Regions from separate parts of the Homo sapiens genome. Here region 1 is linked to region 2. The links are chromatin loops, found by intact Hi-C in ENCODE. Cell type or tissue: sigmoid colon. All regions are shown on one strand. Each heading gives the region's core, and the rest is flanking DNA. Links, peaks and the distances in the headings are about the cores only.

The links. Hi-C counts contacts between places; a loop is a spot of excess contacts. Peaks named below come from ENCODE experiments on the same cell type or tissue, not always from the same donor. Only the 100,000 strongest peaks of a DNase experiment are listed, where the experiment ranks them.
Region 1: a loop joins it to region 2, with 5 times the contacts of the local background. A loop is called at or near these places in 8 of 110 quality-filtered maps.

Annotation. Positions count from the first base shown.
Region 1 is chr2:172,974,636-172,980,017 of GRCh38, reverse strand. All of the region lies in intron 10 of RAPGEF4 (Rap guanine nucleotide exchange factor 4), which reads right to left. Among named protein-coding and RNA genes, the nearest start is that of MAP3K20, 99 kb to the left of the region's middle. In sigmoid colon, for the core only: a CTCF peak has its summit at 2,504 (motif pointing left); no DNase peak of the experiment used is centred there.
Region 2 is chr2:173,446,812-173,452,193 of GRCh38, reverse strand. No RefSeq gene overlaps it. Among named protein-coding and RNA genes, the nearest start is that of CDCA7, 95 kb to the right of the region's middle. RefSeq lists an enhancer at 864-933. In sigmoid colon, for the core only: a CTCF peak has its summit at 2,804 (motif pointing right); a DNase peak (open chromatin) is centred at 2,853; H3K4me3 peaks cover 443 bases; H3K27ac peaks cover 403 bases.

The DNA.
Region 1 (5,382 bases), core at 228-5,227, 470 kb after region 2:
AACTGGCTCTCTGACCTTTCTTGCCCAGGCTGGAGTGCAGTAGTGTGATCTTGGCTCACTGCAAGCTCTGCCCCCCGAGTTTAAGGATTCTCCTGCCTCAGCCTCCTGAGTAGCTGGGATTACAGCCACATGCCACCACGTCTGGCTAATTTTTGTATTTTTTGGTAGAGACGGGTTTTCACCATATTGGCCAGGCTGGTCTCTTAACTTCTGACCTCAGGTGCTCCACCCGCCTTAGCCTCCCAAAATGCTGGGATTACAGGCATCAGACACCATGCAAGGCCACTCTCTAACATTTATTCCTCCGTGGCACATGGTCTTACTGCTATGGTAATTACAACATACTGTCACGAATGTTATTTGCTTAAATATCCATAAATCTAGACTGTTCTTCTCAAGAGAAGCAGTATCTGGTAGTGCAAAGGCACTAGATTGGAAGCAGAAACTGAATTTGAGATCTAAATCATGAACTTCCTAGTTGCTCAACTGATCTAATGACTTGTTTCTGCATCTGTAAAATGAGAATAATACATGGGATTGTTACAAAGGTCAAATCAGGTAATATACATGAAGCTTTGTATATACTGAAAATATAGTACAAATGTAGGGTGGTATTGTTATCAGGGTGGGTGTTTAATATGGCTCATCGTATGAGTGAACACACGAGTTCTCATGATTCATGCTGAATTTAGGGTCTGCCCAAGGGAGATGGCAGTGGTGCTATGGAGCAGTTCTTTTGCGTCCTGAGGGAGATGTGTCCTTATTCTCTGTTGTCCTTCCCACTGAGGTTAAGCAAGGCAAGGCATCCACGGCACAACTCACTTTTGGTACAGGACACATTTATTTCATGGCAAATAGTTAATTATTAATAGAGGGAGGAGATGTGAAAATGATGGGCCTCACCTCTTACTCCAAATTCTGTAAAATGATAGAAAAGGTCTATTTTTCTTAGGATTACAGATTTACTCAACTGTTTGTGAAAAATAAATTCCCATCTTAGACCAGCTAAAGATACTCAGTACCTATGTTGAGATCAGCGGGAGTTTAAATGGAAGTCCATTCAGGACCAACAAGCAGCACCTTGCTAATCTCTTCATTTTAGCCAGATTTTTGTCTGCCATGCTAAAGGTTTGGCAGAAAAGATATTTTAACATGCAAAATGACATTGGAAAACAAATGAGCAACACCACCACCACAAACGATGAACTATCAGCAGACCAGAAAGTTTTAGGAATTCCTGGATAATAGAGAGCAGACGAGAAAAGAATGTCTGAGAAACAAGAATGGAAGCAGCCGCAGCTCAACCCTCACAGAAGAAAACCATCACAGGAGTAAGACAGCATCACTGATAAGACAGCTCTGCGTCAATCAGCCCAGAGGGCAGGAGAGGGCGGTGTTAGAGGGGTTGATCAAAAGGCCCCACCACTTGGTCAGGCCCCTACCTTTCCACGCCTGTCACACTCAGTAGTGGACAGGGGCAGATTTACTGCCAGGCAAGACCTTGAGACCTGCTCTCTAAGACAGACGCCCCAGGAGGACTGAGGGTGAGCACTGGAGCCTGGGAGAAGCAGAACAGAGGGTGTGAAAACCCCAGGCTCTTCCAGGTGACACAGTAGGAGAAGAAGGCAGCTCTCCCAGGAAGAGCAGGGAAGGGCTCTGTTCCCAGGAAATCCTTGCTATTTTGGCAACTAGTGAGAGGAAAGGGGATGGTGTGAGCCTGCCTGCTCCCCAGGTACCTCTACCAAAGCAAAGCCTGCCAAGAAAACTGCCTCCTTGCAGGGACAGCCCCCAGCATTTCCAGGGGAAGCTCTGGGGGGGGTGTGACCACTACATCTGCACAGAAGCCCACGTGGGCAGCCTGCTTTACCTCCTGGTCTTTCATTCATCAACAACCCACGCAGAGAAAGAGAGGCTTCCATGGGGACTCCTGGATGCCTCAGAGAGGTCCACAACAGCTGTTCGGGACTAAAGGGAACAAAGCCTAAAAACAGTTTAGTTTCTGAATCCTAAACAACATTCAAGCTGCAAAGAAAAAAAGAGAAGCACAGCAAGAACAAAACCCCAACCCTGTGGTCTGAGGTGGTCACAACAATCACACAGCAAGCAACTATCATTTGGCAATCCACCCAGGCAGCAAAGAACTTTTTGGTCCTGTTTACAGCCAATGTTTTAATGATGTGAGAGAAGTCAGGACTGCCAGGTGTGAAGAGACTTACTTTAAAAAATGAGTATATACACAGCTAGCAAAGCAACAAAAGCACTCATGAGAGATTTGCTGTGAGCTAGGACACTGTCCCTCAGGGGCCTCAACATGTCATTAGGATTGAAAGTTGAGGTGAGTCCCAGGGAGGAGGCCAGGTGGAGCAAAAGTCAGTCTGGTCAACCTGTGCCCACCAAAGTGCATCAAAATGGAGCCCCCTCCCACCCTAGTGGGGGCTCAGTGTTCGTGGCAGCAGTAACAGAAACCAGCCCAGCCTCTCGGAGGCTGCTGGCTCGGAGCTGCTGTGCCATCTAGTGTCTCAGAAAAGGCTCACCTCTCTACTCTCACATCAGACAAAGGTTCTCCCCCAATCCACCCCACCCCTCAAAGAGCACCTGATCACATCTAAAACTGAGCGTTCCCCACCACAATCACTGAACAAAGTCGCATTTTAAAAGCAGGTTTCTCTTGGCAAACAGTGGCATTAAGCACCTTTCCTGCTTTGGTCTTTACGGGGGTGACAGGGGAAAAAAAATGGAGAAGAGATCCTGTAAATCAGCCCCCAGACTGTTCAAACAGTAATGAAAGGGTCCCAAGGACTGAAGGCAATCTGGCTTTCAAGAGTAAAGGGAACACTGTGCCCGAGCAGGAGGAGAGAACTCCCATGCACCTTCATAAGAGTAACCTACAAGGCTGGGGAAGTGAATTGACTCTCTGGCTGCTCTGAGTGGCAGCCGGTGAATGTACCTGGTCTTTACTTGTCCTTCTCCAGATGACACAGGGAGAGATATTAGGCATCCCTGCTTCTTTACAAATCTGCGTGGTGCCACATTGATGTGGATTTGTCGGATCCCGCTGTGGAAAGGCCTAGTTTCTGCAGGGGATGCATTCTGGCAGCAATGTCTAGTTACAGACAAGATAATAAATGGGGATGGATAGGGAAGCAGTTTATACATTAAAGGATGGGAGGGCTCAGGTGATATTGGAAGCTACTGGTAAATACAGTTTTATCAAGGAATTTATCAAGGTCAGAGACAGAGCTTCTCAGTTATTGGAACATGGATAAAATGAGGGATTCATCCAGCCATCAAGCAGCACATTGGCATGGCCCATAGTAAAATATGCAGGTAAGAAAGCAAATATTCCAGTCCTTTAGACCTGTCACCTAGCAGACCTTGGTACAAGGGGAAAACACCCGGAGAAATCAACATTATAAATATCTACATAAGCCATGGTCAAGCTTCGAGGTTTCTAAAATAAATGCTCTATTTTTTTGTGTGTGTGGGGTGGGGGATGCTTTATTTTTGATGCAACGCTTCATCTCAATCCACCTGATTCTCTAACTTTTAAGTCCTTTCTCAAACTTGGACCATTTTCCCACACTGTTAAGATCTTAAGATCTCGCTTCTTCCACTTCCCTTAAAGGAAAGTTTAGTGCAGTTTTGCACTTCCTTGTCTAGCAAAACCAGCAAAGCATGTTTTTTCTTTGCCTCACCTCTCAGGACCCCTGCTTCTTAAGTGTCAGAGACATTCCAGGAACCTGGTGACTGCACATTTAAAGTGTCCTACCCAGCTCCGACTGCTCAGCTCCCTGCCATGCCACCACCCCCTCACCTTATCTTTAACCCCAAAAAGGACGTTTTAAGTTCCCTTTCTAGTCCTAATAGCAGAGCTTGTGTACACAGGGATCCTTTTCTGCTTTGTGAAGTTAGAAATGAATACAGTCTATAACTGCAATAAAGGGCAAAAGCTTTATGAATACTTGTGAGAAATGAAGTCATCCCTGTCAGGACATGGGATAAGGGTTCCATAATTCATGGCTTCTGAGTGCTAAGTGTTTTTAGGACAATGTGGTTTGATCACATTTAGAAACTGTATATGCCCAGCATTCTTCCAGCAAAAGTGTTTACTACAAGGACACTCAAGAGTTTAACATTAAATCTTTTAAAAGGTACAAGTACAAATATTTTCCTTTAAAACACCTAAGCAACAAGTTGAGAAGAACAAATAAATTTGGATGGAGTCAGATAGTATAACTGCTTGCCTTTGAGGATGAAATATACATATGAGATGGAAAATGCAAATGTTTTTTGAGAAGGTGCTACATGAATGCATTGTTACTTCTTCCTTGCAAAATGTCAATTCTTAATTAATCAGGGACATAGATTATCCATATTTTGTGGTTATTTCACTGCTTATTCAGTAAATTCACTAGTGAGGACACACTTGAGGCAACCTAGGAGAGAGGAAATAATATTGTCAATGAAAGAAAAAAAGAAGAAATAAAATTGGACTTGGAGTAAGATTTGGATCAGTTCCTGGTTCAGCCACGTATACTGCTGTGTGATGTTGAGAAAGGCACTTGGTATTGATTAAGCTCAATTTCTTTGTCAGGACATAGTGGATTATCATGAGCCATACTTAATTCACAGAGCTTTTTAGTGGTTCAAAGAGGGGACGGATGTGAGACCACTATATAAACTATACAGTGGTATTCAAATATTAGTGATTAAGTTTTGTTTGTGGTTCTGGCTAGAGGGTTGCTGTGGAGTAAATTGACTCTTTCCAGAGCTGTGGGTTTTCAGTGTTTTTTATGTGATCTTTAGACTAAATTTTCCAGCAAGTCTTCAAAAGAGCTGTGAAGAGAGGCAGATTAATTATAAGTTGGGTGCCGGATTTGGCAAATAAAAATATTGCATGAAATATACTTATATCAGAACATTGTTTGTTATTCATCTGAAATTCCAATTTAACCGGGCATCCTGTATTTAACCTGGCAACCCTAATCATATGGCAATTAAAACTATAAAGCACTTCATTTCTGTGCAATCAGTTTGACAATGGATTGTAAAACTTTAGACCCATATGGCCCGTTGGATTCTGCTCCTGACAATACATAGTAAAACTCAGGACATAAGACAAAAATAAAAGAATTATAGGTTCCAGAAGCATGTAACTCCCTCAGGAAAGAATAATCTTCATCATCATTTTAACCCATTATGGATTAGCAGCACGCCTGGGAATCTGCCATACTAGAGGACTTTTTTTCCACAGTAGATGGTGAACTCCATTCTGGTCTATATGGTAATAATTTAATGAAATTAGATTAGTCTGTAATAATAATTTTATTTTTTTGAGATGGAGTCTCACTCTGTTGCCCAGGCTGGAGAGCAGTGAGATGA
Region 2 (5,382 bases), core at 59-5,058:
GCCCTAATTATCTGTCTAAGATGTGCCCTGGATATTACAGAGGAGACAAAGGATAAAGAGTGGCAAACCATGAATTATCCGAAATAATCCATATTGTTAAAGGTTGGCTCCTGAGAAAGTCTGGTCACTGGCAGCTTTCTCATTTGCCATTCATCTATTGTTAATTTCATCTTTTGTATATATTCAAATTTTTTCCCTGGGTTAACATGTGTTGGGAGAATGTCTCTTCTTGTTCCCTGCCATTGTAGGAGGCATGTTTTTTTGCAACCAGCAGCTTTCCATGCCTTTCTTTTATTTTGGTAACTGGACGTAGAGTGGGCCAAGAAAGCATCAACCCACTGCTAATTAAACAGATTTATCCAACTGGATATTGTTAGGAGAATTTAAAATATAAATTGATGAGTGCTTGTTTGGTGCCATTTGAAGTAAAAACTGAAAGGATTTATGGGCTGAGAAGAAAAAGTCTCAGTGTCTCAGATGAAAGCCAGAAAATTTAATGAATTTAAATGTATCCCACCAGGGTGGCCATATTTCTTCTCACTGTGAGACACTGATGCCTCTCAAATTAATGGAAGCAAATTACTATCTTAATCTGACAAATCTATCACTGTTTTATCAAATCAGTTTGCTGGCTCTCAAATAGATCGGGGGAAATAGTAGAGGAGTATCAATGGACTTCTTTCAAAAGAGTCGTGGGCACCCAATACTCTAAAAGACCGTCCTGAGCTCTGCTGTCTTAGACTCACTTCCTCAGACAGAGGTCTTTATGCAAAAATACCTGTAGGAACAAACTCTAGGCAATACCACACTCGAAGCCCACAGAGGGCTGGACCTCTGCCAGCATTTTCTGTCTGTTGCTCTACCTTTTCCGACATAATGAATCTGTGGCCTCCAGAGAACATTTACGAGGACTGTGAACACAGGACGCCTGTGGGGAGACCTGGCTCTCCTGAGCAGCTTTCACTTTATATGCGAGCTCCTTTGCAAGCCAGACCCCCATGCAGCCTGTTGAGAAACCACATTGCCATAACTAACCCGTCAAGTAAATTCTACCACCCCATGGTGGAAATGCTCAATGTGTCTACTCCAAACCTTCTTTGTGGAAATACTTGTGCCATTTATTTGGAGGCATCCTATAGCAAACCGAAGCGTTGGGGATTCTGTAGCCATGTGGAAATGCATGTGCTTCTGTACTTACTTCCATGATGACAGAAGCCAACCACGTAAGTGTCACAGAAACACTGCCATCTCTGCTTCTCTGGCAAATTGGACAATTAAGGCTTATTTCCTACAAGTATGTCTTTCTTTCTTAAGTTGTGTGTTCTTAGTACTTAAAAATGTTTTGATAGTTAGCCCATTAAATATTACCATTCTGGAGGTGGAATTTGCTTTAAAATGTTTCTTTTCCCTTTTTTTTTTCTTTTTTTTTTGCTTCTGCTCTATTCATATACTCTTTCATATTTTCTTTCCTTCTAGTTTTTCTTCTTTTCTTCAATACACTCTCCTTCCTGCCTCTTTCGGAAAAATCTTCCTGTCTTCTTGTCCTTCCTTCCTTCCCTCTTTTCCTTTCTCATTTCATTCTGTTTTTCTTTCTAGTATTTTTTCTACTGCATTTTTCTGAGTTAAGAATAAATCTAATTACTACGATTTTTTAAAAAGATAATTATTTTAAAGCAAACTATTAACTGTTCCTGTAAAAAAATGGTCTGTTACAATAAGCTCTGTGTTTACAGTTTAAAATTTATTTTGGAATAATCAGTGTCTGCATTTGTAAGTTCTGTTCATTTCTCTCTCTTTGGTATTGTACTAATAGCCACTTCATTATCATTTTAAATAATTCTTTGGTATAATTCATTATTAAATGTTGTTTTGAGAATTGTTTTCTCCAAGACTATTTTATTACCATCATGAAATTCATTTAATTAGTATGCTTGTAAAATTAGTACAAATTTTAAAAATAAAATGTAGAGATGTTACTAAGACTCGTTGCTTTAAAATATACTGCTGTCTTTTGGCGGGGAAATCTCAGAACATGAATAAAAATATTAAGAGTATATATGTTCTTCAATCCAGGAATCCCATTGCTAGGACTTTATCCTAAGGAAATACAAATATGGCAAGCATTCACCACTAGAATATTTGTTACAGCACTGTTTATAATAGCTATAAAGTGGAAATAACCTCAATGGCCCAAAACTGAATACTGGCTAAAAAAGTTAGGGTCATCCATTATATAAATTATCATACACCTGTTAAAAATTATATTGTAGGCCGGGCACGGTGGCTCACGCCTGCAATCCCAGCACTTTGGGAGGCCGAGGTGGGCGGATCACGAGATCAGGAGATCGAGACCATCCTGGCTAACACGGTGAAACCCCGTCTCTACTAAAAAATACAAAAAAATTAGCCGGGCGTGGTGGCAGACGCCTGTAGTCCCAGCTACTTGGGAGGCTGAGGCAGGAGAATGGCGTCAACCCGGCAGGCGGAGCTTGCAGTGAGCCGAGATCCCGCCACTGCACTCCAGCCTGGGCGACAGAGCGAGACTCCGTCTCAAAAAAAGAAAAAGAAAAAAATAAATATACATATATATATATATATAGTAGAAGAATATTTTTCATCATATGAGAAAATGTTTTGAGTATATTTTGAAGTAAATAAAACAGTTTACAAAATAAGATACATGTTGTGATCTCAGTTTAGTAGTACATTGCCTCTCACCTCCAAATCTACTTTCATGACCTGTTTTGCTTTCATAGGCTGGACCCTTCAAGCATTTTTTCCTTTGCAGCGAGAATGAGGTTTAGCTTGTCGGTAGAGGGCGCAGGAGAGACACTGCAGGAGGAAGAAGCTACCCCACGAGCCCCGCCCAAGGTTCCCGGACGTCCGTCGGACGGCCGTTGTTTTTCTACTTGCTCCTAGCGCACCACTGCCAGAAGCCTCTGCCCCTGCCACACACCCAGAGCATGCAGTTTCTCTGCAAGTTCTCAGAGAGCCCCAGCCGGTGACCCCCAACAGAGACACCACTCACCCCGGGCCTCTATCTGTCCTGCCAACAAGATGACTCTTTGTGCCCTGGCTGTCTCTGAGGACCTGCCCTGCAGACATATGTTCCCCCTTTTCCCTGCAACCATGCACCAGTTCTGTCTCAGGCAGCCAGGAGAGCTCCACCATTCAATGGAGCTGAGAATCTCTTTTCCCTCACTGTCTGAATCCGTCGTGGGGAAAAGGACCTCCTTCAAAGTGGTTCCTCCCGATTTTCATCCTCAGCCCTAGGATATTGTTTAGAGCATTGTTTTCACCTTCCTAGTTAGGCCTACGTTATAGTTAACAATTATTTATAATAAATTTTCCCTGTTCAAATTACTGTGTGGTTTCTGTCTCCTGATTGGCCTATGACTAATAAACATGTTTATGTAGAAGAGAGGAAAAAAAAGACTGAAACAAAAAGCCAAAACGTTAACAGTGGTTAACTCTGGGTAGTATAATTAGAGGTTGTTTTTATTCTGGCCTTTGTGATTTGCGATATTTTCCATAATATTTTGTAAAGAGCTTTTATTTCATTTACTTATTTTAGTTTCTATTTCTAAGACTATTGTGCTACCTATTTACCTGTGTAGCAAACCTGCATATTCTGCACGTGTGTCCCGGAACTTAAAGTAAAATAAAATAAGATTATTGTGCTAGCAAAAGTTGAGTCTTGATAGTATATGTTGTTGCTACAAAATTCAGATTCAAAACCAAAATGATCGTGTTAGTTTGTCTTTTCAGTGAGCAAATTGGGTGAAGCTTGCCTGACAGTGGGACCACACAGAGCCATGTAATTCCTACTAAGAACTGGCCTCTATACAGGGATCACCCACTCTCAGCTCCCTGAACCTTGGGTTTTAATGTCTGAACTCTGGTTTTAAAGTCAGCCTTTTAAAAAAATTTTTTTCTTATTTAACTGAAATTGCTGATCTCTGTATCATTCCAATTTTAATATATGTGCTGCCAAAGTGAGCACTAAAGTCACCCTTTTAATGCAAAAGTATTAAGAACTGTTTTTGTAAATAGTACGGCGATTTTTTTATTTTTATTTTTATTTTTGAGACAAGGTCTCACTCTGTCACCCAGGCTAGAGTGCAGTGGCATGATCACAGCTCACGGCAGCATCAACCTCCCAGGCTCAGGTGATCCTCCCACCTCAGCCTTCCTAGTAGCTGGGACTAGAGCTACAGCCACAGCCACACGCCACCATGCCCAGCTAATTTTTTGTGTGTGTGCGGAGATGGAGTTTTGCCATATTGCGCAGGCTGATCTCAAACTCTTGGGCTCAACTGATCCACCTGCCTTGGCCTCTCAAAGTCCTAGGATTACAGTTGTTAGCCACAACACCCAGACCAATGATTTTTAAGAGTACTATATTCATCTTGAAAAATACATCATGCAATGTTATTGCAGCCTTCTGCTTTTTAGAGAGACATTTCTATACAAATAGCAAATTGGCTTGTTGCTGTTTCAGCAGAAGTACCACTAATGTAAGAAGGAAGCCATGGTAGGCAAAATTCAAAGATAGCTTTCCAGATACTCAGCCTGCAGTACACACTCCTTCTCCCAGTTATTCAATCAAACACTGCCATGAAAGGATTTTTGCAAATGTAATTAAGGTCCCAAGCCAGTTGACCTTAAGATAGGAAGATTATCCCAGCGGGCCTGACATAATTATATGAGCCCTTTAAAAGTAGAGGATTTTCTCTGGCTAGTTGCAAAAGAGGATCAAGTCAGGTTGAGAGCCCAAGGGGGATTCAACTTCACCATGTGTGAATTTTGAAGATGCAGGAAGCCAAGTGGTGGGGAATGTGGGCAGTCTCCAGGAGGTGAAAACAGCCCCAAGCTGACAGCCAGAAAGGGAACAAGGACCTCAGTCCTGCAGCCACAAGGAACAGAATTCTGCCAACAATCTGAAAGAGACTGGAAGCCCAGGCCTCCAGATTAGAATACAGTGACTAAAAAGCAAACATTGGATCTAGCTGGATGCCACTTATTTTCCAGTGTTCAGTGACACAGACTATAAGCCCCTTGAAGGTACAACATATTCCTTGGGATTATGACCCTTAATTCCCATACATCCATATGGTTGTCCTTGTTGAATAACCCTTCCCCACTACCAACACACACAGTGTTCTGGATTAGGGATTAATATTCTGGATTACAGAGTCTGTGGATTAGTGGTTGGCCGTACTAGATTGCTTTTCTTCCCTTGAGGATATGTTTACAAAGAGTGACTTCATGGTGAGCAAAGACTTGAGATATGACTAGTACTTCTCATATTTTGGTTATGGTTCTGAAATGGAATCATCTCTTATTCAGTAATAGGTCTCTGTTTTCTAACATTCTTTTACC